2 separate regions of the Mus musculus genome follow, and region 1 is linked to region 2. Evidence: chromatin loops called from intact Hi-C (ENCODE). Cell type or tissue: gastrocnemius. All regions are shown on one strand. Each heading gives the region's core, and the rest is flanking DNA. Links, peaks and the distances in the headings are about the cores only.

Region 1 (15,775 bases), core at 4,084-12,083, 250 kb before region 2:
TCAGAGAAACCAAGCAAAACCTTCCCTCCCCATATCCATTGCCAGTATATTGCATCTCACATTTCAGATAGGTATTTTTTAGATTCATTTTATTTTTACGCATGTGTGTCTGTACACCAGGTGCATGCCTAGTGCCTACAGGGGCCAGAAGAAGACATCTGATCCTCCCTGAAACTGGAGTTATAGCTACTATGCAGGAACTGGGAACCAAACCCAGGTCCTCTGTGAGAGCCACAAGTGCCCTTAACCACTGAGCCATCTCTCCAGCCCCTAGTTAAGATTTTATTCTGGGAGCTGGAGAGATGGCTCAGAGGTTAAGAGCACTGAAACTCCCAGCAACCACATGGTGGCTCATAACCATCCATAATGAGATCTGACACCCTCCTCTGGAGTGTCTGAAGACAGTGTACTTACATATAATAAATAAATAACTCTTTTTAAAAAAATATTTCATTCTGTGCATATCACCTGCCCCCAACTCTTACTTCCCACACACACACACACACACACGCATGCACACACGCGCGCGCACACACACACACACACACACACGCACACGCACACGCACGCGCACGCGCACGCGCACGCACACACACACAGCAGGCTGAGCAAGCCAGGGAGCAATCCCATAAGCAGCATTCCTCCATGGCCTCTGCTTCAGTTCCTGCCTCTAGGTTCCTGCCTTAGTTTCTCTCAAGGATGAACTTTAAAATGGAACATAAGCCAGGCATTGCTGGTGCATACCTTTAATCCCAGCACTCTGTCTCAGAACAACCACAACAGCACAGAGAAACCCTATCTTAAAAAAAACAAAACAACAACAAAAATGAAGTGTCAATTTTCTCATAGGAACAGAAAGCAAACCGGAGAGTAATAAAATTTGAGATCAAAGGAAGATCTATAAGCAAAAAGCAGTAAGAAACAGAGGTGCCCAAGGCTAGAGAGATGACTTGGAAATAAAGAGCATATATCGCCTTTGCAGAGGACCCAAGTTTAGTTCCGAGTTCCTGTGTCAGGTGACTTACAACCATCTATAGCTTCAGCTCTAGGGGATCCAACATATTCACCTGGCCTCTACAGGTTCTTATACTCACATACGCACACCATAGCACACACACATTAAAGCAAAGCATATTAGAATACTCTCTCCCTCCTGTCCCTCAGCCCAGTCACTTAGTTCCCGTCCTGAGTGATAGCAATACCGTTGCTTCTTGTGTGGTCTCTACTAAGATGCACTAAGCCCTCCTCTACAGAGATGGATGGCATCATCTGTGTCCCTGTGGTGGTTTGAATAGGTATGGCCCCCAAAGTCTCATATGTTTGAATGTTTGGCCCATAGAGAGTAGGACTATTAGGAGGTGTGGCCTTGGAGTGGGTGTGACTTTGTTGGAGGAAGTGTGTCACTGTGGAGGCGGGCTTTGAGGTCTCATACACTCAAGCTATGCCCAGTGTGCCACACAGTCTCCTGGGACCTACCAATCAAGATGTAGAACTCTCAGCTGCTTTTCCAGCACCATGTTTCCATCATGGAAATGTTTCTTGCCATGATAATAACGGACTAAACCTCTGAATGTGTAAGGCAGCCCCAATTATGTGGTTTTCTCTATAAGACTTGCCATGGTGGCCGGGCATGGTGGGACACGCCTTTAATCCCAGCACTCGGGAGGCAGAAGCAGGCGGATTTCTGAGTTTGAGGCCAGCCTGATCTACAAAGTGAGTTCCAGGACAGCCAAGGCTATACAGAGAAACCCTGTCTCGGAAAAAAACAAAAAAAACAAACAAAAAAAAACAAAAAACAAAAAAAACAACAACAAAAAAAGACTTGCCATGGACATGGTGTCTGTTCACAACAATAAAACCCTAAGGCAGTCCTTTTCTCTTCATCTATTTCAAACCCTTCCTAAACACTGTGTACAGTGGAGTAGACTGTACATATGTTCTCTAGCTTGTTAATCCAATGCAAACCCCCCCCCACCCCTGGAGGATTTTAATACTTTCCATCTTTGTAATGAAAAACTTGCTGTCCCTTATATAAAAGGTGAAGGCTTTGGACTAGGATCAACCAGGGTTCAAATTTGGCTTATTTGATCTCTGAAATGGCCTGTGTCTTGCTTTGTCTCCAGCGTCTCAGTGAACCAGTACAAATCTTTTTCAGAAACTATTTTCAGATTTGAGGCTAGTGCTTCCTCTGACTTCAGCTACATGCATGTGCATGTATGTATGTACACATATACACAGGGACCCACGAGCCTTTAGTGACAGGAAGTACTTGGGATGACCTGTTTGCTGTGACTTTCTGGTCAACACAGGCAGCTGAGGGGGCACGCACCTCCAGAGGAATATAGGAGACAGTGTTCCTTCCTTTGCCACCCCTATCAGCACTGGGCCGAGTGAGACAGAAGAGAAAAGCAGCCACTGAATGAGCACCTACATACCACATGGCAACGCCATGTTCAGGACAGGTACTCCAGGCTGCACTTACAGAGACCAGGAAGGGAATCCTCAATAAACTTAAGTGAGTTGCCCGAGACCAACCCAGTGAGTGTCTGCAGCAAGATTCTCAGCTTGGCTGATGAAGCATCTTGATGCTGAGAAAATGCTCAAAGTATCACCATCCCCAGACAATCATTAGAGAAGCAAAGCTCTTAAAAGCCATCTGCCACCCTACTCCCTGCCCGTCCCCTACTGGCCTCCTCTGAGGCCGTCCTAGAAAACCACCAGACCTGACCTCACGCCTTCCTTAGAAATCCATCATGTGCATTTTCAGGATGGATTACTTACATCATGTGAGTGACGGACAAGCTTGGAGTCCTCTGCTCCAGCCTCACCAGGCCAGGCCAGGCCAGACCCCCCCTTACCATCACTCAGGGTCCACGTTAAAGAGCCTTGTCATATCCACAGGACAGGTAGTTAGGCAACGCAGCACTGGCTCTTAACACAGCCACCTAGAAGGGACATCTGTCCATCTCACTCATTTCAGCAGTCAAATCAAGGAGCATGGTTCACCTATAGAGAGGTACGGCTGGAAGGAACAAGAATATTCAGTGTCAACACTTATGGTTGCCCCAGGGAGAGGGGTCGCTCCTCGCTGGCCCCTGGCCTGACTCTCCTTGCTGCTTGCCTCACCTCCCCTTCCCTGCTGCCCACTGAGGCACTTCACTTTTTTTTATTTTATTTATTTTATATATGTATTTATTTATTTTGCATTATTACCGCTCCCCAAAGTCATGAGGAGCACTCAAGGGAGCAGCAGAGTCTACGTAGTTTTGTGGGTCACTGAAGCTCACTTGTTGAGCACCAGTCTTGGGTTGATATTTCAAGGGGTCTTAGAGTCTTAGCTAGCGTTGTATTGCTGTGAAGAGATGCCATGACCTCAGCAACTCTTATAAAGTAAAACCCTGGTGTCTCCAACATCTTGGGGTCTCCAAAGCAATCCAGGCTTCAACCTTCACAGTTTCACACAACGGCCTCTCTAGACCTCCAGACGGGGACGCCGCTGACACATGCCTGGCCTCAGCAGCTCTCCTTAGTCACGGAGGGAGATTTCATAACCCTTTCTTCTGCCTTTTTTTTTTTTTAAAGATATATTTATTTATTTATTTAATGTAAGTACACTGTAGCTGTCTTCAGACACTCCAGAAGAGGGAGTCAGATCTCTTTACGGATGGTTTTGAGCCACCATGTGGTTGCTGGGATTTGAACTCAGGACCTTTGGAAGATCAGTCAGTGCTCTTACCGGCTGAGCCATCTCACCAGCCCCTTTCTTCTGCCTTTGACTCTAAAGCCAGAACCGCATGGCCCAAGCTGCCAAGTTCTGCTGCTTTCTGGACCTGGAACACGGCCTTTGTTCCTGTTACATAGTCACCAGCTTTCTGTTTTCTATGGTTTCCTTCACTGCCTAAGCATGGGTGTTCTGGAGTTCACTCTGCAGACTGGGCTGGCCTTGAACTTAAAGATCCTTCAGCCTCTGCCTTTAGAGTGCTGGGACTAAAAGCATGCACCACCTTGCCTGAACCTAAGCTAAGCTTTTCTTCAGTTCCTTCTCACAGGTTGGAAGCTTAGCTGGGTGGGGTCTTCCCCCAAAATCACGACCCTCCTTATTCCGTTTAATACCAGGCTTTTCTTTGGTCCGTTTATCTCCTTGAACACAGGACTTCGCTGCATTCCACTTCCCGGGGGCCCCTTTTCTCCTTAGATTGTACATTTTTAATCTTTTTTTGTTCAGTTGACTCCTTTTTATTATAGATCCTCATCAGAATGAGCACTGATAACCACATGACACAGTCAATACTTTGCTTTTTTGAGTTTTCCTCTGGTGATGCAATTAATCCAAAACTCTTCACTTAAGCCTCAGGCAGACTAAAAGGTGGACAAGGGTAGAAAGCAGCCACATTCTTTGCCAAAATATCACAGGAATAGTTTCTCAGCCACATATTAATATTCTTCCCCTCTGAAACCTCTCACACCAGGCTCCGGTAGTTCAAATCTCCATCAGCACCAGTATCTTCCATATTCCTGCTGGGATGGCCCAGTAAGCCCCGTTTAAAGCATTCCACTGCTTTCCTAGTCCAAAGTCCCAAAGTCCACATTCCTCCAAACAAACGCACTATCAAGCCTATCACAGCAATACCTCACTTCTAGAACCAATTTCTGCCTTTAAAAAAAAAAAAGATTTATTTATTTATTTATTTTACGTATGTGAGTACACTGTAGCTGTCTTCAGACAACACCAGAAGAGGACATCAGATCCCATTACAGATGGTTGTGAGCCACCATGTGGTTGCTGGGGATTGAACTCAGGACCTCTGGAAGAGCAGTCAGTGCTCTCAACCGCTGAGCCACCTCTCCAGCTCCTGAATTTCTGTCTTTTATTAGGTTTTATTGCTGTGATATTGCATAACCAGGGTAACTCTTATAAAATGAACCATGCCGTACACCTTTAATCCCAGCACTTGGGAGGCAGAGGCAGGCAGATTTCTGAGTTCAAGGCCAGCCTGGTCTACAGAGTGAGTTCCAGGATAGCCAGGGCTACACAGAGAAACCCTGTCTCAAAAAAAAAAAAAAAAAAAAAAAAAAAAAAAACACAAAATAAATAAATAAATAAATAAATAAATAAATAAATAAATAAAATGAACCTTTATATTGAAGTTGGTTTACAGTTTCAGAGGTCCAGTCCATTGTCACCATGGTGGGAAGCATGGCAGCGTGCAGGCAGGCATGGTGCTAGAGAGGTACCTGAGAGTTCTACATCTTAATCCATAGGCAGCAGAAGTGAATGCCACACTAAGCCTAGCATGAGTATCTAAGACTTCAAAGCCTGCCCCAACAGTGACACACTTCCTCCAACAAGGCCACACCTTCTAATAGTGCTAGCCCCTATGGGCAAGCATTCAAACACGTATTCAAACCACCACAGCTGAAGGGAGTCTCTGTGGCCTGCTCTAGGACAAAAATATCACATAGACAAAAGACCTGTCTTCTCTCCCAAAGCTTTAGTGACAATGCCACAGTCTCTAGACCTTAACTGGAGACCACAGCATGGATAGACAGTGACAGAGACAAAGCACCTCACAGCTTATCTGAAGGAGGAGCAGGACTCTGCCTTGTGGAGAGCTGGCTGGTGGCTTCCCACTGTCTCTGTCTCCGCTCTCCCTGGGAAGCCGTCTTATAGTTAGTTACTGATGGAGCCCATCTCCCTGAACCAGCTAGACACAAGGCAAAAGGAGGTGCCTTTGAGGATAGGGACCGAAGGGACAGTCTAAAGACACTCATCTCCCAAAGTGCCTGAACTTTCTGCTGTCCAAGGTCATCCTTCGATCTAAGATTTCAGGCCCCCAGATTCCTGAAACTCTCATTTACTTTGTCTTTCTGTTTGTTTTTCTTTGGAGTCTTTTGAGACAGGATCTCCCTGTCTTGGTACGTACGTAGCACTGCTGGCCTGGAACTCACTATGTAGACCAGGCTGCCCTTGACCTCTGCAGGAAAGCTGCAATCCTGGGCTGTGGATCACTTACACTGTCTCTCTGGGCTCCTCACTGGACCCCAGCTGGGCCTGCTTGCTCTAGATGTTTTGAGTCAAACAAAACTACAAAATAGTGATCAGGCAACGCATGGACACTCGAGAGAGGGTGGGAGGGGCCACGATAGATCAGGATTGGAGACAGAGGCAGCTCATTAGCCACACTCAGAAGAGAAAAACAGTGTGGCTTTAATCTCTTGATTAAATTAGGGAGGAAATGGGTCTGGGTGGTGAGAAATCACATGGGGAAGTGGGTTAAGTGAGATGATACAGAGCTGTGTGCCAGGAAATGAGAGAAAGGAAACAGACAGACAGAGACTGAGACAGAGGCAGAGAGAGAGAGAAACTGGGAGGGAGACAGAGAGAGGCCCTGCAGAAGCCCATGGGAAAGAGAGCAGTTTAGTCAAACATGACAAATTCTATATGAGGAGTTGGAGGGGACACCAGGGAGCCATTGAGGCTTCTGGAACTATCCAGGCACAGAGAGGGAGGATTGCCTGACTTATCACCTGAGGCACAGGCTAGCTGGAGACACAGATGATCAGCACCTGGTTCTCTACACAAAATGCCTCCCTTAGAGTGTCCCTGAGCCCCAAAGGCCCTAAGGGGAAGGAACCCCCAGGGACAGGGTCTTGTGTTTGCTTGGAGAGGCTGTGGGAGTGTTAGGAAGAATTCAAAGCTGTGGTAAGCATCCTGCAACGGGGACCACGGTAGGGAATGGTCTATTCCTGGTGCTGAATACATCTACCTGTAGTCAGAACTACACACACTGCACACCAAGTATGTGATACAACGGCTAGAGACGGGGCAGAGGCAGGAAGACCCTAGTTCAAAACCTGGCTCTGCCTCCCATTGTGAGCTCTTAATGTCTGTAAAGTATCAATGACAAGATCTATACCCTGGTTTGCTGCAAGGATTAAAATAATGATAATGTCTATAAAAGATAACTTGGCTGTACATCCCCGCCCCTTCCGGCATCTGTGCAGTCCCGCATGACTATGAGACTCCTCCCATCACAGAGGCTCCTCCCACCACCGTTGGTCTGTTTCTCATCCTGCCCTTGAGGTGGTGGCTTGCACTAGCAAAGAGTAAAATGTTTCTAGAACAGCCTTGAAGAACGATGACAGCTGGCTTCTTAGGAGTGCGTGCTCCTAGAAGCAAGCCCAGGCTGGTCCGCCAGCTGATGAGAGACACGTGGCCCAGTTACCTAGGCCGCTCCAATCAACAGCCAGCAAACTCAGCAGTCTGCAGACTGGTGCCTCCCCAGCAGACCTCCCTCGCCTCAGGCCAACCTCAGAAACAGAGGGAACAGCTGCTGGTGTAAGGTATACGGTAAGATCCCGTTGATAGGTTCAGACTTCCACACAAGATGAAGAGTCGCCAACAGCCTTATCTTCTTGTCGAGCAATCAAAATAACAAGGCAAGAATCTGGGCACTGCGGGGAAGGCTAACGGATGACCACAACTGAGAGACAGGAAAATAAACAATGAGAGTCCCACCGTCCTGCCTAGGTGCGGATGAGGGGCAGCTAAGGAAGCCAAGGATTACTGAGCTCTGGAGAGTTAAACAGAGGCCAGAGGACCAACCAAGGTGGCCAACTGCTGGAGAGCTGAGTGCCACGTAGAGAGCAAGCCCCAGAGGTGTGCAGGGCCTCCGCTCTGGTATTCAACAGGACATTGATCAGTACATGTGTGTAACAAAACTATCTGACGCCCGAGAAAGGCGAGAGAGCCATAGCCACGTATTTCCTGCCTAGAGCCAGAAATAAGAGTGAGGGTGAGTATCCTTCCAAGCCTGCCTAATGAAAGCAAGGCCTGGAAGGACCAGACTGTTACCAGATAAGTGAGTAAGGGGGGACCTGAGTTCACTCCTCAGGATCCACGTTAATAAAAAATGGGACATGGTGACTTGGGTTTGTAACCCCAGCACCAGGCAAACCTCGTCAGGAGAGCTCCAGGCCAGTGAAAGATCTTGTCTCAAAAATCACAGTGGACGGACCGTAGAGATGGCTCAGTGGTTAAGAGCACTGACTGCTCTTCCAGAGGTCCTAAGTTCAATTCCCAGAAACCACATGGTGGCTCACAACCATCTGTGATGGGATCCAATGACCTCTTCTGGTGTATCTGAAGACAACTACAGTGTACTCCTATAAATAAAATAAGTACATCTTTTTAAAAAATCACAGTGGACGTTTCTTGAAGATAACCCCAGAGGTTAACCTCTGACCTCCACATGCACACACATAAAGTAAAAATACAGATGCAGTGCTCAGCAAATAACACATTCAATAAGTTACATTTCCACCCTTGCAAAAGCCTAGACAAAATGGCTTTTCCTAGCTGCACATCCGCTTAAGACTGTGGTTTAAAAGCCAAAACAGAGCGTTCAGGAGAGCATAATTTTCCAGGCTCTGGGAGTGGTTTTTAACACAAGAGTTCTGGTTCCAGCATGGCCTTGCCACCTGCGGCTCAGGTCAACCAAACCTCTCCGGCTCTGTGCTGCAGTATTCCTTCAGACCAGAAGATGGCGCTGCTTCTCCACGGGTATTCAAGTACATTCACGTTTTGAAGCTTGAGGGTTTGAGGGTTTGCATACCCAGGACAATGGTGCTTGCTAGGTAAAGCGAAACACAACGGAGGATGTGACCTCGTTTTCGAGAACCTTACATTGGAGTCATTACGAAATATGAAACTAGAACTTCTCCGGGTAGAAACGTCAGAAAGTGCTAGCTGCTGTAAAAACTTTCCTTCCAAAAGCCTAAGCTACTTTCCACAAGGCACACAGAGACCAAAACATTTTTTTTTTCAGGAGCTGGAGGGATGGCTCAGTGGTCAAGGCTGGCGGAGGATGAGAGTTCAGTTCTCAGCATTCACATAAGGCAATTCACGACCACCTGTAACTCCAGTTCCAATTCGGAAGTTTAGTCCATTATCATCATGACAGGCAGCATGCGGACAGACACGGTGCTGGAGGAGGAGGAGGAGGAGGAGGAGGAGGAGGAGGAGGAGGAGGAGGAGGAGGAGGAGGAGGAGGAGGAGGAGGAGGAGGACGAGGAGGAGGAGGAGGAGGAGGAGGACGAGGAGGAGGAGGAGGAGGAGGAGGTGAGAGGTCTACATCTGGATCCGTAGGCAACGGGAAGAGATGGTGAGCCACTAAGACTGGATGGAGCTTCTGACATCTCAAAGCCCCCCCGCCCCCCCCCGCCTCCCCCGCCCCCCCCCCGCCCCCAAGTAACACACCTCCTCCAGGGAGGCCACGCCTACTCCACCAAGGCCACACCTCTCAATAGTACGAGTCCCTAGGAGCCTCTGGGGCCATTTTCATTCAAACTCCCACACAACTGCAGATGGAAACCTAAACGTTAACCCAAATGTCTAGGGTTCTGTCCAAACGTTACAATTCCTACTTAGAAACCGGGTCTTAAAAGAAGTAGCAGGAAACCGAATCTGGCCCAGGGCAGGTGCTCTCGGGACATTTGCTAAAATGAGTGAAAGTTTCTCCTGCGTGTCACTCCACAACGCAATGGTTTCCATCTCCACTTTACAGGTGAGAAACCCAAGATTGTCCATAGGGGCCTGACTCAAACTTTGAACCTTTCTTTGTTTAAATGTAGGTGTGCTCTGTCTACCTGCCAGAAGAGGGCATCAGATCCCGTTTCAGAAGGTCATGAGCCACCAAGAGGTTGCTGGGAATGAACTCAGGACCTCTAGAAGAACAGCCAGAACGGTTGAGCTCCTGATCCAAACTTTAAACAGCCCAGAGGCAACACCCAGCCAGGCACGACCAGGTGTGATGGGCGTGCCCCTAATCTCAGCTTTTAGGAGATAACAGCCTTGCCCTCAGGTACACAGGTACTAGGAAGTGTTGGCACGTCCAGTGTTCATAACCAGTTGCATAAATAGTAACTAGTATGCATCTATATAACCATGAGGGCACTTTAAGGGAGATAAATGTGGCTTAAGGAATGAGGGTTTTTCACTGAATGTGTGCTGCTTTTACACATATGGTAGAAACGGTGAAAGACCTTTGTTGCAGAACTTATTGCCGGGCAGTGGTGGCGCATGCCTTTAATCCCAGCACTTGGGAGGCAGAGGCAGGTGGATTTCTGAGTTTGAGGCCAGCCTGGTCTACAGAGTAGTCCCAGGACAGCCAGGGCTATACAGAGAAACCCTGTCTCAAAAAAACAAAAAACAAAAAACAAAAAAAAAAAAAAAAGAAAAGAAAAGAAAGAGAGAAAGAAATTATTTAATCCCAACCCGGAGTTTCTACCCTGCATTTAACCCATTAGTTCCCAGATAAAAGAAACAGACACACACTGCCTTTATATTTACAATAAGCCTTAAACAGCACAAGAGATGGACAGTTGCCTACCTTCTATGCTATTAGAATCTACTTTCCTATCTATAACCTGAATTATTACTGCTTACCATGTTTCATCTGGGCTGCTCTTAACTCCACTTGGCCAGCCCTCAGGGCCAGGGTTTATGACTCAGCTAATCCTTGGCTCTTCTTTCTCCTGCACTACCTTCTTCTTCCTCCTCCTCTTCCTCCTCCTCCTCCTCCTCCTCCTCCTCCTCCTCCTCCTCCTCCTCCTTCTTGTCTTCTCCCCCAGCCCCAAGCCTTGGGAAGGGAACCCCATCTATGTCTCTTCTACCCAGCTATTGGCTGTTGGCATCTTTTTTCCAACCAGAAATCACTTGGGGCAGGGTCGCATACATCACTGGGGTCTGTGTGCAGACTCCAGATTTTGGGGGTTCACACTCAGCATTACAATAGACAACAAGACCAAACTTCAGCAGACCTTAAACCATCATATGGTAGAAGCTATCTTGATCGACGTAACTGAGGTCAGAAGTGTCATGCATTGTGGAAGCTACCACTCACTTTCTGGGTTTGGGTCCCAGGCTGTGTGAGTGCAAAGTGGACTTGAGCACAGTGGGCGTGCACGCAGCATGAATCCTCTCTCTGTTCCTGACTGTGGATGGGACTGTCTGCTTTGAGGTCCTGCCTTGGCTTCCCTGCAATGATGAGCTGTAATCTAGAACTAGAAACCAAATGAACCCTTTCTCCCCAGAGTTGCTTTTTGTTGGGGTTTTTTGTCACAGAGTGAAACGTAGCTAGAGACTGGTTCCCAGGGAGTGGAGTCATTGCTATGACAAGCTGTTGTTTGGCTTTTAAGGCTTTGGAACTTATTTTGTGAAGGAGAAGGGTCGGTTATGGACATCCAACCCTGAGTCCAGCTGGGAAAAGAACTTGGTCAGGGACAGAGACAGAACCCATTTGCACAACACTCTGACCAAGAACCTGGATTTATTCTAAGACCCGAGTCTCTGAATTAAGCAAAATTTAGAGATGGGACACCTTTGTTTGGCAGAGGGAATTCCAATATGAGAGAGTGTTCTGGCTGGTGCAGTAATCAGCATGGCTGAAGGGAACCTCAAGTGGTACTGGGAAGGATGTCTGAGGGCAAGGCCCCAACCCATCCGAGGCTCCATCTTTCAGGGGTCTGAATTCGTCTCAAGGAAGAAAGCCTAAATTGAAGGGGCTCTTGGCTCCTCAATAGTAACTCCCTGAGAACTCCAGGACCAACGCCAGGAAATGGCTACAGCTATGGTCTGAGTGGGTCAGACTCTATCTCAAGCTGGCCACACAAGTTGATGGTATCATAAGCATTATCCGCCTGGCACTGGTTTTGATGGCAAAGATGTGACTGACATTAAATGGATCACAGAGAGCAGCTGAGGCCAGACACTGTGTGACATGATTTTTGTTCCTGCATAGAGGCCCTGAAAGGATATTGTATGAAGCAGCGAGGGTAAAGCCATGGTAGCAATAGAGAACTTCAGAGTATTGGAGATGCCAGAACCATCGTGTATCTGCCAAGGAAAGCTGCAGGTGTGGAGTGCATGTGGTCCGAGCCTAAGGAGCCACATGTAAGGAGGCAGAGCTGGGGGGGGGGTCCCCAATCCTGTGAAAACCCAGAAGACTCTATTACAAGCTTCAGATGTTAGTCACTGGAACTACAAGACTTGATGTTTTCCCTGCTGGGTTTCCATTTTGCCTTGGGGTACTGTTCATTTGCTATGCACCTGGCCTTCCATTCTGGAATAAAAAAGTTTATAGCCAGGCAGTGGTGGCACACGTCTTTAATACCAGTACTTGGGAGGTAGAGGCAGATGGATTTCTGAGTTCGAGGCCAGCCTGGTCCACAGAGTGAGTTCCAGGACAGCCAGGACTACACAGAAAAACCCTGTCTTGAAAAAAAAAAAACAAAAACAAAAAGAAAAAAGAAAGAAAAGAAAAAGAAAGTTTGTATGTTCCATTGTATGTTGAAAGTATAAAGCTTGGGGGAGGGGAGGGCTACAGAGATAGCTCGGCAGTTAAGAGCACTGGCTGCTCTTCCAGAGGACCCTGGTTCAATTCCCAGCACCCACACAGCACCTCACAGCTGTCTGTGACTCCAGTTCCAGGGGATCTGATGCCCTCACACAGACATACGTGCAGGCAAAACACCAGTGCACATAAAATTAACAATAAAGAAAGAAAGCATACAACTTGCTTAATTTAATTTGGGCTCAAAGTTGAGAGTTTGGACTTTTAAAACACTGGAATTTTTAAAGACTGTTGAGTGCTGGCTAGTTTTATGTCAACTTGACACAAGCTAGAGTCATTTGAGAAGAGGGAGCTTCAATTAAGAAATTCCTTCCATAAGAAGGGGCTGTAAAGCAAGCCTGTAGAAAATCTTCTTTCTTTCTTTCTTTCTTTCTTTCTTTCTTTCTTTCTTTCTTTCTTTCTTTCTTTCTTTCTTTCTTTCTTTCTTTCTTTGAGTTATTTATTTATTATATGTAAGTACACTGTAACTGTCTTCAGACACTCCAGAAGAGGGAGTCAGATCTTGTTACAGATGGTTGTGAGCCACAGTGTGGTTGCTGGAATTTGAACTCAGGACCTTTGGAAGAGCAGTCAGTGCTCTTAACCACTGAGCCATCTCTCCAGTCCAGGACATTTTTTTTTTTGGTTTTTTTTTCGAGACAGGGTTTCTCTGTATAGCCCTGGCTGTCCTGGAGCTCACTTTGTAGACCAGGCTGGCCTCGAACTCCGAAATCCGCCTGCCTCTGCCTCCCGAGTGCTGGGATTAAAGGCGTGCGCCACCACACAATGGCAAGGACATTTTCTTATAGTGATTGATGGGAGAGGGCACAGCCCATTATGGGTGGAGCCATCCCTGGGCAGATGGTCCTGGATTCTATAAGAAAGCAGGCTGGTCGGGCAGTGATGGCTCAGGCCTTTAATCCCAGCACTTGGGAGGCAGAGGCAGGTGGATTTCTGAATTTGAAGCCAGCCTGGTCTATAGAGTGAGTTCCAGGACAGCCAGGGCTAAAAAAAAAAAAAAGAAAAGAAAAGGAAAGGAAAGGAAAGGAAAGGAAAGGAAAGGAAAGGAAAGGAAAGAGAAAGAAAAGAAAAAGAAGAGAAAAGAAAAGAAAAGAAAAGAAAAGAAAAGAAAAGAAAAGAAAAGAAAAGAAAAGAAAAGAAAAGAAAAGAAAAGAAAAGAAAAGAAAAGAAAAGAAAGGCTGGTTGAGCCATGAGGAGCCCTGGCTGGTCTGGAACTTGCTTATGTAGACCTGCCTGGCCTCAGCTTTCAGAGATCCAGCTTCCTCTAACCTCCCACTCAGCTTTCAGAGATCCAGCTTCCTCTAACCTCCCATAGGCTGGGATCAAAGGTGAGATGTACACCACACCCTTCGGATGAGGTTTCACAGGCAGATAGGCACAGGTTGTCACCTGGGTTGTTTTGATTAGCTTGGCCCGTGGGTGCATGGGTAAGGAGCTGTCTTGACTACGTTAGGGTGAGAAGAACTCAGTATGGAGAGCACCATTCCCTGGGTTCGAGTCCTGGGTTGTCCTGGGTTGTACCGGGTTGTACCGGAGGAGGGGCTAAGCACAAGCAAACGTGCATTCATTTCTTCCCCCTCTACTCTTGACTGTGCCTCTGACTCGGCTGCTTCAAGTCTCTGCTTTGACCTTGCTATGATAGCCAAATAAACCCTTGCTCTCCTGAAGTTGCTTTCGTTCCAGTAATTTACCATAGCAACTGTCAAGTTGGCAGAATCCGAAATAACCTAGAAGACAAAGCCTTCACGGGGTCACTGAGGTGGGGAGACCCACCTTACCTGTGGGTAACACCATTCCAAGGTTCATCTCTGCCTGACTGAGGGCAATGTGACTGGCTGCCTCACACTCCTGGGACTCCAAGCTGAAGCAAACCCTTCCCTTTTTTTTTTAAAGATTTATTTATTTATTATATGTAAGTACACGTAGCTGTCTTCAGACACACCAGAAGAGGGCATCAGATCTTGTTACGGATGGTTGTGAGCCACCGTGTGGTTGCTGGGACTTGAACTCCGGACCTTTGGAAGAGCAGTCGGGTGCTCTTACCCACTGAGCCATCTCACCAGCCCAGCAAACCCTTCCTTAAGAGCCTTTGTCACAGAAACAAGTAACCAATACAGTTAAAACGGGGAGGGGGGCGGGGGAAGCATAAGTTCAGGGCTTCATTTCCCAGTACAAACTGCGGGGTGACCATGTCTGCCCTGAGAAAGGACCTACCTGCTCCACACATTTCTGGGCATCTAACAGACAGCTTTTGAGGTAGCAAATGCCTTTCCCAGCACCTGCTTATAAAAACCAGAAGCCATTTGCTCCCCTCCCCCCCCCACCCCCACCTCACCCACTCTCCCCAACCCCCGTCAGCACAAGCGCTCTCCCAGTTTATCATCTAGTTCTTGAGACCTTGTCTTTCCCTTCCACCAGATGTCACTGCATGGTGGCATTATATGGGTAGGACCTAGTAGTGAGCACAGAGTAGCATTAGTAAGATATTTGTATTTCATGGGACAAGGGAATCCACCTGATAATGTCAGACTTTTTGTGGAATTTCTGGGGTTCAGTAGCCTGAGTCAAGATTTCTCTTCCAAAGTAAACAATACATTCTTGCATTGGGCCCTTTGTATAGCTGGGAGGTTGGCAGGGAGGGAAGAAAAAGAAAAACCTTAAGGACACAGTGGACCTCTTTGGACTTTGGAGGCCAGATCTTGGTCACTTTTGGCCGGGGGATTGCAGCCCAGAGGCAGACTGCTTGCCTATTGTGAGACCCTGGGTTCCATCCAGCATCAAAAAAAAAAAAAAAAAAAAAAAAAAAAAAAAAGTCCACCACTCGTGAGCGACTTGCTGAGTGCGCCATTCACACCCCAAGGGTCCCCACCACTGCTGGATTTGAGACCATCCCAAGAGAGGCTTCTCTGTCAGGTCTGGGCTGCAGTCCAGGTGCTGTCACTACCCAGGCTACCTGATCCAGGTGTTTGCCTTGCTGGGGACAGAGAAGCTGAGCCCTGAGGCTCCACTCAACAAGGCTTTGTGCGTACCCCCTTTTGTCTTGTGTATATATGCCATAACACTCACTTGCCTCCCTCTTCTCCCCTACCGTTTCATGTGTTCATAACAGCTAACTACATCACACCCGATGAAGTTTGCAGATGGAACAAAAAAGCAGTTCCCAGGGGCTCTGACTCATCTCCAGTTGTCCACAGGGTGGCAGTGCTCTGACAGGCAGAAGCGCGGCTGTTTGCCTCAATAGAGATTGGGTTTAAGGAGCTGTGTGCGGGACCAAGTAGGAAAGACAAAATTGCAGTTTGCTGGGAAGAGGCTCTGTGGCCTCAGCTAACACTATGTGAATGCGATTGTCCTGGATGATGGGG
Region 2 (15,775 bases), core at 4,136-12,135:
TCAGGTTCAAGGAGGTTAACCACCATGGCCACCCCAGAGGGCGGTGGATCTGAGAATCACGTCTGGCTCCACACTTAAGCTGCTGCTATCACAGTAGCTTCTTTGGAAGCGGAAATAGGTGGAATATGGTCTGAGGATTTAATGTCTAACAGTTATTGAAGCCGCCCTGGAAAGGATGCTCAGAAGTTGAAAGCACTTACAGTAACCATGACTAGAAATCTGAAGGAAAGTGCTTTCTTTCTTTCTTTCTTTTTAAAAGATTTACTTATTATTATATATAAGTACACTGTAGCTGTCTCAGACACACAAGAAAGGAGCGTCAGGTCTCATTACAGATAGTTGTGAGCCACCATGTGGTTTCTGGGATTTGAACTCAGGACCTTCAGAAGAGCAATCAGTGCTCTTAACCGCTGAGCCATCTCTCCAGCCCTGCGTACTTTATTTCTTTAGCATCTATTTTTTTCCTTTTGTTCCTCTTGGGACAAGGTCATGATCTTCATGCCTCTGCCTCTGGAATCCTGGTGTTACAGGCTTGTATCGCCATGCCTGGCATATTAATGCACATTTATTGTAGAAAATTGAGAAGCAAGGGAAAGAATAAAGAGGAAAGAGCCAGGGCACCTACAGCCCTCTTCTGAGGTAGTGCCTTGAAGGTAGCTCCTGGGACCTAGCTGTTACTTTGAAAACATTGGCCCCGTAATCTTGTTTAACATTGTAAGACAAAATACTAGCATATTAGAGTTGTAAAGGTGAAGGAAGTGCTTTTTTTTTTTTGGTTTTGTTTGTTTGTTTTTCGAGACAGGGTTTCTCTGTGTAGCCTTGACTGTCTCCTGGAACTCACTCTGTAGACCAGGCTGACTTCGAACTCAGAAATCCACCTGCCTCTGCCTCCAGAGTGCTGGGATTAAAGGCGTGCGCCACCAAAGGAAGTGCTTTTTTTTTTTTTAAAGTATTTTGCTATCTTTAAAATTTATTTTTAATAACTTGTCTTTGTGTTGGTGCGTGTGAGTGCAGGCGCCCTCTGGAGGCTAGAGGTCTTGCAGTTTCTTTCCTTTCTTTTTTTTCTTTCCTTTTTTTTTCTTTCTTTCTTTCTTTCTTTTTTTTGGTTTTTCGAGACAGGGTTTCTCTGTATAGCCCTGGCTGTCCTGGAACTCACTCTGTAGACCAGGCTGGCCTCGAACTCAGAAATCCGCCTGCCTCTGCCTCCCAAGTGCTGGGATTAAAGGTGTGCACCACCACTGCCTGGTAAACTATGTGTTCTTTAATTTGCTTTCCACTTTTCTAAATAAAGTTGGAAAATGGGCTTTTTTTTTTTTAAAGATTATATAGCCCAGTTGTTTTTCTTTTTACTAGTAAAGAAGAGTTTAGATGTCACACTCTCAGTAGACATGCTAGCTCACATGTGCGATCCCAGCACCTAGCAGGTGAAGCAGGTGGATCAGGAGCTTGAGGACAGCCTGGGTTACATAGCATAACTCAGTTTCATACCACCAAGGGCCGTATTTCAGGGGTATAGTGCTGAGCTAGCATGTGTGAGGCCTTAGGCTCTTTGTCTCTCTGTCACCCTACCCTAAAACAAGCAAAACCCAAACCTACCAGGGACCATGTGCTGTCCCGCTCATTGCTAATCTCGGTGTCTAGCCCAGTTCATGGCCTTTGGGTTGTTCATAACCCTCTGCTCATGAAAACATCAGTGGCTTAATGACTAGATGCATCCATTGGGCTAGCTGAAGACACTGAACAGCGAGGATGGAGAGTCAAGATTGAACTAGCTTTTTTTTAAATTTAATTTAATTTAAAAAATTTTTTCCCTCCACTTCTTTTGATTGAACTAGGTTTTTTGGTGTTGTGCTTTTTGAGACATTTGTGCAACTTCTTATTTTGGTTTCCATAGTGTTTGGATTACAGACATGAGCTATCTTCCGTAGTGTGAGGGTTACAGTGCAGCCCTTTCCTAAGATAGTAGAACAAGTATGTTTTGCTCCTCAAGACTTTCCAAACATTTCTGCTCCAGGTTGACGCATGTACGTGGTCACTCATGCATTGCTTCTTTGTGCTTTGCTATGCCTGTAGTTGAACTTAGTTTTGCATACATACCAGGCAAGCACTCAGCCACCTTGCCACCTCAGACCTTTTTGGTGGTTTTGTTTTGAGACTCATTATGATTCCTGGGTGGGACTTGCTTTGTAGATCATGCTGGCTTTGAATCTGGAGATAGCTCACACTTCTGAGAGTGCTGTCTTCTTGCTCTGTTCTTCCTTGGGAGAGAAGAGAAAGGAGCATCCTTCTGTCTTTCCCTAGGACCCCCAGTGCTGTTTGCTTTAAGGGCTGTCTGTGTGACCTGATGAATGGCCAGACCTGCCGTCTCTACTCTTAAATCGTGGGGTTTCCCCATAGGAATCTTTAGTTCAAAGCAACCACTACAAGGACAATGGGCAAAGATCATGAACAATTTAGAGAGGAAGAATCTGGTTTGCTTTCAAACTTAAAAAGATGTCTAATGGCTTTCTTTTTCTGTGGGGGCGGGGATGTTGGTGGTGATAAAACTATAATTATTGTAATTTTCAGTTTATCAGTTTGGCAAGGGGCATGAAATAGAAAAGTAGACACTTGTATATTGCAAAATTTACTTGAGTGTAAATTTGGTGCAGTTGCTTTAAGGAGCACTTCGGCAGTTTGGAAGGGTATTTTGTGGTTTTGTTTCTCAGATAAATAAGCACCTACTTTGATTCCATAATACGATTTTTTTGTGGATTTATTCCATGGGCTTACTTGTACAGTACACTAGTAAGCACAGGTGTTCTTACAGCAGTCTTGATGGCTGCGGACCAGAAACAGTTTCTGCAGTCATTTGAGATAATTTCTTCTAAAAACACAAGCGAGGGCTGTGAGTGTTTGATTGATGGTCCTGGGCCTCAGTGGGGGACGATCAGGATGGTTTTGAAGGGCCAGCAAGATGGCTCAGTGGGTAAAGGCGCTTGCTGCCATGCCTGATGACTTGAGTTCAAGCCCCACGATCCACACGGTGGAAGGAGAAAAATCTACTCCCTAGACTGTCCTCTGACCTCTGCTGATGTGTAGTGACACACACATTCCTCCATACATATAGTAAATAAATAGATGAAGTAGTTGTGTGACTGACTGTACTACATGTTATTGGTACACTTAAGAAGGGTTGTTACATTTTTTTATTATGTTTTACTAAGATGGGGATGTGCATGTATGTACATGCATGAGTACATGCTACAGCATGCGTGTAGGAGTCAGGACAAGTTAACAGGAGTCCTCTCCTTCCACCGTGTGGGTTCTAGGGATCAAAGTCAGGCTTTAGGTTTGATGGCAAGTGTCTCACCCAGGTCACCTCAAAGGCCCAACAAAGATGAATTTTTTGATGTGCAGATTCTTCCCCAGTTTAGGAGACAGGGAGGGGCACCCCTTTTTGGGAGTTAAAGAATGTGTCTGGAGACTTGAAAACAGTGTAAGAGCACTTGCTGTAGAGTATGAAGACCTGAGTGTGAATCTCCTGCACCCGTGTGGAAAGCTGGGCACACCTACATGTCCCTCTGACCTCCACACTGGGGGAAAAGGGAAAGATCTTGAGAGCAGTTTAGCCAGCCTAGGCCAAGCGCTGAGCATCCAGGCTGGTGAGAGACCTGGGCTCAGCACTGAAGTGGAAAGCCATAGAGGAGGACACTTGATGTCCTACTCTGGCCTCCACATGCACCTGGACACTCAGTGGTGTGCATGTCACACACACACATACACACACACACACACACACACACACACACACACACACACAGAGTGATACATCTGTAGTGTTATTTGTTGGTGGGGTATTTCTGAGTGTGGTGACATGTGAATCTGGTTAGTGTTGTTTTCTGAAACGGGGACAAGGAAGGACAGGGAAGTTGGTGGGGCAGAAGGGTAAGGGAGTGTTAGGCCTCCCTGAGATCCCTCTCCACTTGATGTATGCATTGTCCTTTGGCTTAGGCTCTGTAACTTCTCAGGGCCTAGCAGTTATCCTGTATTCCCTCTGCCTCACTCTCCATAGCCTATGATTGGAGATTCATATTGTTTCTATATTTTCTAGGAAATTCTTTGCAACCTATGGATCTGGTCAGAAAGCTTTTGATCTCTTCAACCCAAACTTCAAGTCTACCTGTCAGCGGTAAGCATTTCCCAGGCCCAAGTAAATATAGCCCCCCCCTCCCCGAAGGTTCAGCTGTTGTTTCTAGGAGGGGTGCACCTCTAGGCAGCTCTCTCTGGGCCCTGCTTGGTGCTGGGTAGCAGATGTCTCTGTAGCCCCAACACAGGCCTAGTATGGGCTGCTTGGAATTCTAGGTTTGTGGAGAAGTACACAGAGCTTCAGAATCTTGGAGAAACAGATGAAGAGAAGTTATTTGTAGAAACGGGGAAGGCTCTGTTGGCAGAAGGCATCATTTTAAGAAGAGTTCGAGAAGCAAGGACTGTGAGTACCTAATTGTCAAAGCTGTTCTTGTTGGGCCGGGGTGTAGCTCCATAGTAACATGTGTGCTCACTAGTGTGTTTGTTCACACACACACACACACACACACATACACACACACACACACACACACAAATTTCAATTGGTATTGTCTCTCTGTCCATAAAATGGGCAGGGTAGTTTGCTTTCCCCCAATCCTTGGCTCATGCCTTAAACTCCAGGTCACATACTGTTGTATTGAATATCCTGGGTTCTGCGGCCACTGCTTGGAACAAGTGAGTTGCTGTTAGGCTCCTGAGGATGTAGTTCTATAGATGTTTGTGTGCCTGGTCACTGGTACACTGGCAGCATCTGAGAGGCATGCTTGTTCCTGGTCCTGTAAGCAAGATGATGGTAGTCACATTCTCTGCAAACCCTCACAGGTCAGCGTGAGACTCCAAGCTTCATCAGAAGGACATGAGCCTCAGGAAGACGATGACCTGGCGCAGCGGGGGCAGGTGAAGCAGGAGCCAGAAACAGCCCCGTCCCCTCCCTGAGGCCCTTCAGCGCATGAGCACGCCCATCACCGCTGGCCCAAGCTGATGGACTCTGATGGCCTCCATCTCTCAGGCACGTGTGCCTTCTCTTAGTCCCTGTTTTCGGGATGTTATGAATCTCAGTACTGTGGTTTGAAAGCACCAGCTTTGTGAACTTTTATTTCAAGACATGGTTAAATAAAGGGTTCTCCAATGCTTACAAAGTAAATTTACTTTGAAACTGTAAATAACACCAGGAAGCCTTTAAAGGTGCCTTGTGCTGGCCTTGGGCTGCCGGCATCTGAACTCTTTGGGCTTCTCGTCTGGATCCCTCAGAATCCTACTTGGCCACAAGGTCCGGTCCCTCGGCCGTGTCTGCGGGTGGTGTTTGTACTTTTTTTCTGTAGAGCTGTTGACTGCATCCTGACAGGCACAGCAGAGGCACAGCCAACTCCTGCTGCAGTAAGACCGAGTGCCTGTTTGATGTGGACGAAGATCACACCCAGTCCTTGGATGTCACGGGTTGGGTTCATTGCTCTTGAGATGATCAGCATGGGCACACAGCTCATAGGCTGCCTAGAAATTGTTTGGTGACTGAATAAATGACCACACCTAGCTAAAGACTGACGTTTTCCTAGTCACTGGATTTCCAAGATGGCAGGGGTAGGGGTCTGATTCAGGTGGTCTTCCCCACAAACATCCTGCCGCCCTGGTACTGCTTCCTTGTGTTGTGTTACACCAAATAAATGCGATATCCTGTTGTGATTTGGCTCTCTATTTGTGGGTAGTTTCATCCAGCAGTCAAAAGTCTTAAAGCCTCTGGCTTCTCAGTGCAGTTCTGAGTGCAGGCCTTTCTCCATCCTGCACTGAAGGACAGTCTATATCCTGTCCACCTCTTGCATGTGAGTGTGGGTGAGTCTAACTGAAGTGTTTCTCTGCTGAGTTACCCACTGCTTCCGGCATTGCTGCTGGTTTATGGTTCCTCACACTGGGGGTGCGGGTGGGGGAATCTCACTTTGTGATGGAGAAGCAAATCTCCATTCAAAGACATCAGACACCTATTGGGTTCCATATCAGGTTAGATTTTGGGGAAAGGTGACCCTGGTTGCAGGGGTTATGGGTGAGACAGCCCCAAGGGAGGGAGAGCTGCCCCAGCCCCTTGTTCCTTGCCACCTATGGGACACTCAGGAGAGCTGGCCCCAAGGTTATCAGAGCCAGAGAGCTGGCCCTGCCCCTCACTGCTGCAGCCCTTGGGAGATCAGGTCCTGCACCTTGCCTGGGCAGCACAGTAGTGCTGTCTATGGTGGCCTGGGTGTAGGTGAGGTGGCCTGAGGGTATGAGAGCTGGAGAATTGGCCCTACCTTTTGCTGGCTGCCAGCATTGGGTGAGCTGGTCGGGGCAGTGCTGGAGAGCTCACCCTGGGAAGTGTGGGTGTGGGAGAGATGAAGTCTCACCAACTCAGCTCCCACCCAGGCCCAGGTCCAGGGCTTTGAGTTATCCCAACACAACATCTACCCCATCTATCAATTGCTGGAGCACATGAAGAAGTCAATCCTGAAGATCCAAAGTTGTTGGATCTCCATGACACAGGGCAACAGCAGAGTAGTCCTGGTGAGGACCCAGTTTTGATAGTGTTGCAGTAAGCCAGAGGCCTTGAACCAGACTAATGACTGATTGCAACAAACGTTTGCAAGCAAAGAGATGTGGACAAAAGTGTATACTGCGGTACCCACTGTGACACAGATCCCCACCACCACCAGGGGCAGCTGTCCTACGCTCATGCCCTTGCGGCTGGCCCACATGCAACCCTACAGGCAGGGTCAGCTCTACTGTGCTGCCCAGGTGAGGTGCAGGGTCCGCTCTCCCGAGTGCTTCAGCTGGTGAGGGGCAGAACCAGATCTGCTGTCATGATCTCCAGCAGCCCACACACGCAACCCTGATGCCAGGAGAGAGTGGGTCCCTGGGGTTCAGCTAGCCAGCCAGCTTAGCGTTTGAGCTTCAGGCCAAATTACAGACCTGACTCAAAAAGACCAAGGTGGGTGGCACCTGAGGGCTGACACCTGAGGCTCACCTGGCCTCCACATGGCCACATGCGTCCACTCACACAACAGGAACTCGGTAGAGGCTCCTGGGCATGGGGTCCTCCTTGGATTAATCCTGGAATTCTTCATGAGGGAACATGGAAGGTTCTCTGCTGGAGTTCTGGCTACTTTATGGGTTCCTAGTTCTACCATCCTCCAACCGTATCCCTTCCAACCCCCAACGCAAGGTAGGAGAGAAAGAAGGCTAGAGGGGAAAGGGGGCTGTCGATCTCTTTAGACTACTTCCTGCTGACTAGGGGAAGTTGGGTTCCTTGGGGCAATATTGATCTTTTCAGGATATCTCCAACCAGCAGCAGTGGTGGGAGTGGGGAGGAGGGGAGAGCAGCCACTGTACCCCTCTGGAGCTCTTGCATTTATATCCTCTCAAGAGACCCCAAAATTCCAAATGTAAACTATCTGCAGCTGGCAAAATCACACCCTTGCCAGAGCATGAAGCAAATTACATCCCGCTGCTATGGAAAATCTGAAGCATCCCATATCCCACACCTCGGATTAAAATAAAAACATATTCCCGGGGCTGGAGAGATGGCTCAGTGGGTAAGAGCACCGACTGTTCTTCCAAAGGTCCTGAGTTCAAATCCCAGCAACCACAGGGTGGCTCACAACCATCCATAATGAGATCTGACGCCCTCTTCTGGTGCATCTGAAGACAGCTACAGTGTACTTGAATATAATAAATAAATCTTTTTTTAAAAAACATATCCCCATAATATTTCTGTTTGTTTTAAAAAAATATTTATTATATGTAAGTGCACTGTAGCTGTCTTCAGATACTCCAGAAGAGGGAGTCAGATCTTGTTACAGATGGTTGTAAGCCATATGATTGCTGAGATTTGAACTTGGGACCTTCTGAAGAGCAGTAGGTGTTCTTAACCACTGAGCCATCTCTCCAGCCCCCTTTCTGTTTTTAAAGAAACCAAAATTCTCACTACATGGGACCCCTCCTCAGCTTTTATGGTTTCAAATATCAAATGACGGCTCTACTTGGTATCTTTATGATTCAGATTGAGTGTCAACTTCCTGATGAACCCCTCCCCCCATAGGGACCGAACTCAGGTGCTTCATTGTGGTTTGTGTGCCAAGTCTACAGCCTGTGCCCAGCAGGCTTCCTGTGGCCTTCAGCGTCAAGCATTCCTTTCCTATGAAGAACAAACAAGGGCAGACGTTTTCACTTTGTAGCCGCTGAAGCATTGAACAGCTTTTCAGGAGCAGGGCCCTCCTGAGGGCTGGCAGAGCTGAAGCTGAAGGCAGGTGTCCAGGCTCCAGTGACTTTTGCAGAAGACAAGCCCGAGAAGTTGGGTCTTTCTGGATGCCCCCGTTTGTACTGGTGTCACCTTGTGCCCATCACAGCCACCAGCCCACGATGTAAGTGCAAAAGTTGCCGCGGCTTCCTGTTGTAAAGTGAGTTGAAATGATGGGTACACAGCTTCCTGGTTTTCTCCTGGCTATGGATCGCCGTTTTGAGGAGCGATGGGAAAGGTGTTTGAACAGACAGGCTGGGATCAGATTGTGATCGCCTTGGCAGCCGCACTGAGGAGTCTGCTGGGCGGGAGAGTGAGCAGGGAAGCCATGTTGTGGCTTCAAGTGTGAGTGTCCAGGAGACTGGTAGTGTGAAGTGAGAGCCAGTGGGGAAGGAATAAGGCTTTAATTTTGTTCAGGTGGGGGTTATAACCCAGTGCCCAAGTGGCAGGGATGACTAGGGCCCAGGTATTTAAGAAATGGATGAAGTCGCTAGTAAAGAAACAAGATGTAGAGCTGGGAGAATGAATGAGATAACGGTGGTGGTGGCAGTGGTGACAGTGGTGGAGGTGGTGACAGCGGTGGAGGTGGTGACAGCGGCGGCAGTGGTGGCGGCAGGACACAACCCGGGGTGTGGTATTTAGCCAGGGAAGTGTCCTCAGTTATGGATAGGACGAAGAACCCTAACCCTAACCTTAACCCTGACTCTAACTCTGAGGCAGCAAAAGAAATCCAAGCCAGGAGCTGAGGCGATTGCTAAATCAGTAAATGGCTTGACTTGCAAGCGTAAATAAAGTCCTGAGTTGAAGCTCCATGATCCATGTTTTTTTTGTTGTTTGTTTGTTTTTTAAAGTTGGGCATGGTAGTACACTTGTAATCTCAGTGCTGGGGAGGCAGAAGTGGGCAGATCCCTGGAGCTTGCTGGCCAATCAGCCTAGCTTATTTGGCGAATTCCAGCCTGTGAGAGACCTTGTCTCAAAAGAAAAGTGGGCGGTGCCTGAGAAAGACCCCCTGCTGTTGTCCTCACCTCACTTTGCATATATGTAATCCCATCACTTAGGAGGCCGAGGCAGGAGGGTTGCTGCAGGTTTAAGCCAGCCTGGTCTTTTAAAAATCACAGTTATTAAAGCGGGATGATAAAGCTCCGGAGGGTCCAGATGTGACCCACTTGGAGTCACTGGGCCTGCTCCATTCTCATCAGAGCTGGCTGTGACCAAGCCTGGCAGGAAGCTGAACTGGGTTGGCAGTTTTCCCGAGTCTGTCTAGAAGAGAGGGCACCTGACACAATGTGGCCCCGAGAGTGGAGGCCTGCTGCACAGGCCACTGCCGGAGCAGAGCGTGGGAGTGCGGTAGGGAAACGAGAGCTCTCTCTTCCCCGCTCTGTGCTCTGGAGGTCCGCCTCAGAGATGAGTCAGGTCCCAGCCTCATTGCGGGGTTAGCTGTGGGCTGTCAGGCTGTTTCTGTGAGCCACTTGGTGGAAGTCACCTTGGCTGGCGGAGGAAGGGCAGTTGCCCTCCTGTGGGAAAGACAGGAAATGATTTCCACGTCGCTCCTAGGGTAGTCCTCGGTGTGGCACACTGGCCTCTGATTGGATGCGCCTGGCTCCAGAGCGGTTTCTGTGGAGATGCTGAGCCAGGCAAGTGGCTATTGCTCCGACACAGTGAGTTGGTTGCTAGGGGAGGGTAAAGGAGGCAGAGAGTTGAGTGTCATGTCCCCTAAACATGTCACCATCAACTACCATTGCTTCCTTCCACCGGGAGATTGCAGAGGGAGTTTTTGTTGTTGTTGTCGACTTGCTAAGCTGACAATCACGTTGCATTTCAAGCTTAATTTTCCCCTTGATTGACGCCTTTCCTGGGCTCTAACTTAAACACCAGTCACCTGACCTTCTCGCTGCTCAGTTCTTTTAATTAAAAGATGGTTCCAAGCAACAACGAGTAGGGGTCCATTTATTATTTATCAAGCATTTGCCTTCCAGCAGTTAGTGAAAGGTCACTGGCTTCAGCGGATGCTTTGTTTTTGGTGAGCAGCTTAGATGAAAAAAGATAGACCGTCAATCTCGGCTCCCTCCTGTTTGCTCACTTGCAGGACACTGTTTAATAGTCATTGTGGCATTTAGGATTGCAGGCCTCGGAATCACGCAGAAAAGTGCATGTGCCTCCCTTGCCAGAACACTTCTCCAAAAGTAAACATCAGGTTGTGATTATGGTTAATAATGAGATATTGATTGTCTGAAAATGTCACTGCCCGGGAGCAGTAGGCTGCAGCACCACTAGGTGGCGCTGCGCTCTCGTGCTGTTCAACTAGAAACATTTTATTTCCTTGCCTCCGGGTCCCTTGTCTTTCAAGGTTGGCAAGTGTCCTTGTGAAATAACGTTCTGACTGAGATTTAGGAAGCTGAGGTCCTGGGGTGCTATTGGGATGGAGTAGAGATTGGAAGGAACGGGCCATGGGACAAATGACAGAGGCCTGCGGGTGTATGTGTATAGATAGGAGAGGGGGTGTGCAGCGCCTTGTACTATAATAGGAGCCGGAGAGGAGAGAGCTAACTCTGCTGGACCCCTGGAGACTCTGCCCAGAGCACTGCTTCCTAACCTTCTTCACTCAATGACGCATCTGCACATTTCATGTAGAGGGAGAAGGAGGGAGGATGTAGGTAGGGAGGCAATGAGGAACAGAAAGTCTTACCTGTGCTATCTTGTGCAGTGAGGGGAGTCAGTGACCCAGGAACCTCATCTTCCTCGCCTGTAAGAAAGCACCCATAGCTCCGCCTCATCGAGTTGTGGATGAGCCAGTAGCCGCAGCTGAGTCCTTGGCAGGACTAGGCCCTCGGTGCCTAGGTCCGATGTGGGGGAATGTACATTAGACTAAGGCAGACAGGAAGCATCGTGAAATCTCACCATTTGTCTAAGTACTTGCTCCCTCCATCCTCGGCCTCCAAAGTTACCACCTCTTTTGTTTGGTGTTTTGATTTTTAAGACAAGGGTCTCAGATAGGCAGTGGTGGTGCACAACTTTAATCCCAGCACTAGGGGAGGCAAAGGCAGGCAGATCTCTAGGACAGACAGGACTACACAGAAAAAAACCTCTGTTATTAAAAACCAAAAAAATCCCCACAAAGACAAGGGTCTCACTATATAGCCCTGGCTCTTTCCAGCACTGTATGCACCAATAAATAAATATACTTTTTTCCCCTTGTTTTTCAAGGCAGGGTGTCTCTGTTTAGAACTTACTCTATAGAACAGGCTGGCCTTGAACTCATAGAGATTCTCCTGCCACTGCTTCCTGAGTGGTGGGATTAAGGTGTGTGGCACCACTGCCCAACATTTATGTCCTTTTTTTTTTTTTTTTGGTTTTTTTTGAGACAGTGTTTCTCTGTGTAGCCCTGGCTGTCCTGGAACTCACTCTGTAGATGAAGCTGGCCTCGAACTCAGAAATCTTCCTGCCTCTGCCTCCCGAGTTCTGGGATTTAAAGGCGTGAGCCACAACTGCCCGGCATTTTTTTTATGTACATTTTTAAAAAAAGATTTATTTATTTATTACATGTAAGTACACTGTAGCTGTCTTCAGACACACCAGAAGAGGGCATCAGATTTCATTACAGATGGTTGTGAGTCACCACGTGGTTGCTGGGATTTGAACTCTGGACCTTCGGAAGAGCAGTGGGTGCTCTTACCCACTGAGCCATCTCACCAGCCCCTTATGTACATTTTCAAGTGAAGAATACCAAAAGTGTACTAGCAGGTTCTCTGCTCCTAGAATTTGCCCAGTGGTTGTAGCCTTCATTAAGCAAACAAACAGCAAACTTGTTTTTATTTAGTTACTTCTGATGGGGCAGGGAGAAGACAGAGAGGGAGAGAGAATGATGAACAGGAGATCAGGCCAGGTTGGCTTTGAACTCCCTATGTAGCTGAGTTCAAGGTATCTCCTGCTCCCACCTTCCAAGTGCTGGGATTACAGGCGTGTACCGCTGTGCCTGGCTTGCATCCGTGTCGATGGCTTTCTTATGTTTTCTGTTAGCCCTCAACATTCTGCTCCTACTTTTGCTGTGTACACTCAGGAGAGCTGACGGTAGAAGGCTCTGACCTCTTTCTTCTGTTGTACAATCAGAACATCGGGGCTCGTATCTGGACACTCATGGCTTCACGCACGTCACTTAGCCACTTTGAGCAACATCTGGCCCTGACACAGAGTGTGGAACTTAACAGGCACTTGCATGTGTCAAGGGAAGGAGCAAATGGCATGGGTGGCTCCCCATCCTGGCCACGGAGATGACAGGATCAATGCCAGGTCATTTTCAAGTACCAAAGAGGAACTAGATGCTGACTGCATTCCAACTTTGTAGAATGCCCAAGCTTTCTGCAGCTGCAGTAATAAAGATGGAAGGAGAAGGAACTACCCCAGACTGTGAGGGTACCCGACCCAACACAGAACAGCACTCACCCAGGGCTGATGGGTGGGAACATTCAGTCTAGGTGCAAGAATTCTACGGGAAAGGCTGGCTTCCCGAACCCTCTCAGGGTGCTTGGTTTAAACTCCAAATCACTCCCGTGTTATCTCTAAAATATTCACTGTCTTCTTAGAAGACCCCTGATGCTTTACCCCAGCCTCCCAGAGCTCTGCTGAGTGAGGCAAGTGGCCTTGCAGCCTATCCAGTTTGGCAGCCTGGATATCTACAGCCAGTACAAGGCCTTAGTGGGATGTCAACTGCCACCAGGGCCAGGAGTTACAGGCGAGTCTTACCGGAGTTAGCTTGTTTCACACCCTCAGGGTCAGCCTGCCTCCCGCCTGCCTCCAGAAGACCCGTTGGCTCTGGGGATGTCTCAGATGCGGCTGCTCACTCCTCTGTTGCTACCCAGCTGTGGCCAGCATCTCAGGATGCTGGGGTGTGCTCCTGCTCTGCAGACTATTTCTGTGTCCCGAGGAAACATCACGGATCCATCTTTTCTTTCACCCATGCGAGGATGCTCTGTTCAAGGAAACCCAGTGCTGCTCCTGAACAAGGGGAAAGATCTCCTTTCATGGCTTCGGTAAATCTGGTGTCTTGGTTTCCCAAGTTAGCTTTGGCTGTTACATTCAGTTAAAGTACATCTGGGCATAGCTTTGGTGTAGTACCCTCAAGCATACAATATATAAAATACAGGCCCATACACGCTACCCCTTTGCAATGACTAAACTTATTAAACTCAAACAAAGTATTTCTATGTAAATTCTCGGTCTTGTCCCCTTGTGCTGTCTTCTTGGACGAGGTGTTTATCCTTCCCATTATTGTTATCTTCTGGGGCCTGAGCAATGGCCCAGTGATGAAGAGCACTTGCTGCTCTTCTAGAAGCCTCGTGTTTACTCTCCACTGCCTGTAACTCCAGCTCCAGTGGATCTGATAACCTCTTCTGGCCTCCTCCGGCACAAGCACATTCATCTACACGTACACATACACACACTGGAAGTAACAAGAAACCCTCAGCCCGGTGTGGTGGCACACCCCTTTAACCACAGCACCTAGAAGCCTGAAGCATGTGGATCTCTGTGAGTTTGACACCAGCCTTGTCTACCTAGCAAGTTCTAGGACAGCTAGAGCTACACAGAGAGACCCGGTCTCTAAATAAATAAATAAATAAATAAATAAATAAATAAATAAATAAATAGGAGCTGGAGAGATGACTCAGTAGTTAAAAACAAAACAAAACAAAACAAAAACAAACAAGAAAAAAAACCTGGCCGCTCTTCTTGAGATCCCGAGTTTGGTCCCCAGAACCCACACAGCAGCTCACAATCTCCTCTAACTATAGTCTCATGTCATCCTCATGGAATCTGACGCCCTCTTCTGAGTACATGCAGACAAAATGTACATAAAATATGTAAACAAACAAATAAAATAAATTTTTTTTTAAAAAGTGAGTTGCCCTTCTCACTTATGAGCCCTTCTTGAGTAGTTCAGAGCTGAGGTTGCTCTGTCCTGGATGCTGCAAGGATCTTCACTGTGCCTGTTTCTTGTGTGTTTACAAGCAAGAACTCCCCGGGGTCTCTTTAGTGGGATTGCTGGGCTGGGCAGCCCGTCCTTAGCTTTCTGAGCAAGGTGGTTAGTTCTGGGGTGTGTGTGTGTGTGTGTGTGTGTGTGTTGATTCCACTCACTTTACATACTACTTTGCTTACATCTTGTTGGGTCTTTCATCCCCTTTACTCTGATGTACCCAGTGCCTTTGTTTTCGTCATACTAAGGATTTCTGTAAACATCCATTCCTTCACTTTTGCCTTTGTTCGTTTGTTTGTTTGTTTTAACAAAGCAGCATTTAGATAAATAGAGATTCCACAAGTCTCCATGGAACAAAGAACACAATATAGAGAGGAACCCGCCACCAGGGCACGACCCTGAACCTGAAAACTTTGAGGCCGTCAGGATTAAGATAGTCACCACAGCACTAACCCTGGGGAAATGGTCTCTTCTACCTCTAGTGTGGTGCTGGGACTCAAACCCAGGTCCTCTGGTATGCTAGGTTCTACCCACTGTGCCACACCTGTAGCACTTCAGAGTGCTTTCTGCAGTCCGCCAGCTGTCTGCACAGTCTCACTCAAGCTTACAATAGCTCCACTGTTATTCAGCACGCCACAGTCTCTGGTGGGAGGATGTTCTGGTGTGATTCGGTGCATAAGGGTGCTTGCCACCAAGCCTGGCAAATGAGTTTGATCCCAGGACCCACATGGCAGAAGGAGAGAGCTGACCCCTATAAATTGTCCTCTGACCTCCGAATTTACACTAGCATAATAAGAAATAAATGATTTTAAAAAAGGATTTATTTATTTAATGCATAAGAGTACACTGTAGATGTCTTCAGACACACCAGAAAAGGGCATCGGATCCCATTACAGATGGCTGTGAGCCACCATGTGGTTGCTGAGAATTGAACTCATGACCTCTGAAAGAGAAGCCAGTGCTCTTAATGGCTAAACTATCTCTTCATCCCCCAAATAAGTGATTTTTAAAAATGACTTTAAGTGTATGTGCATGTGTGTTTGTGTGTGTGCATGTGTGTCTGTGTGTGCTCATGTATGTGTCTGTGTGTGGTGTGTGTGTGTGTGTGCATGTGTGTATATGTGTGTCTCTGTGTGCATGTGTGTGTGTCTCTCTGTGTACACATGTGTGTGTGTCTGTGGGTGCATGTGTGTGTGCATGTGTGTGTGCGTGCATGTGTCTGTGTATGCACGTGTGTATGTGTGTGTGTGCATGTGTGTGCATGTGTGTCTGTGTGTGCATGTGTGTGTGCGCGCGCGTGTGTGTGCATATGTGTGTGTGTGTGCGTGTGTGTGTGCATGTGTGTGTGTGTGTGTGCGTGTGTGTGTGTGTGTGTGTGTGTGTGTGTACTGTCAACCTTTGGTCGTCATTCTTCGAGAGCTGCTCACCTTGGTTTCTGATAATGGATTTCTCACTTAGCCTGGGGCTCACTGAGTAGACTA

What was found. Hi-C counts contacts between places; a loop is a spot of excess contacts. Peaks named below come from ENCODE experiments on the same cell type or tissue, not always from the same donor. Only the 100,000 strongest peaks of a DNase experiment are listed, where the experiment ranks them.
Region 1: it touches region 2 in a loop (5-fold over the local background); 12 of 42 quality-filtered maps call a loop at or near these places.

What each region holds. Positions count from the first base shown.
Region 1 is chr11:87,959,271-87,975,045 of GRCm38, forward strand. No RefSeq gene overlaps it. Among named protein-coding and RNA genes, the nearest start is that of Dynll2, 20 kb to the right of the region's middle. RefSeq lists an enhancer at 6,291-7,335. In gastrocnemius, for the core only: CTCF peaks have their summits at 8,540 (motif pointing right) and 9,658 (motif pointing right); DNase peaks (open chromatin) are centred at 8,534 and 9,285; H3K4me3 peaks cover 1,014 bases; H3K27ac peaks cover 457 bases.
Region 2 is chr11:88,205,760-88,221,534 of GRCm38, forward strand. Mrps23 (mitochondrial ribosomal protein S23) reads left to right here. Exons shown (of 5, transcript NM_024174.6): 3 at 4,094-4,171; 4 at 4,345-4,471; 5 at 4,891-5,748. The coding sequence ends at 5,004. Among named protein-coding and RNA genes, the nearest start is that of Mrps23, 9.3 kb to the left of the region's middle. In gastrocnemius, for the core only: a CTCF peak has its summit at 7,727 (motif pointing left); DNase peaks (open chromatin) are centred at 8,249, 8,578, 9,615, 9,854 and 1 more place; H3K4me3 peaks cover 925 bases; H3K27ac peaks cover 1,216 bases.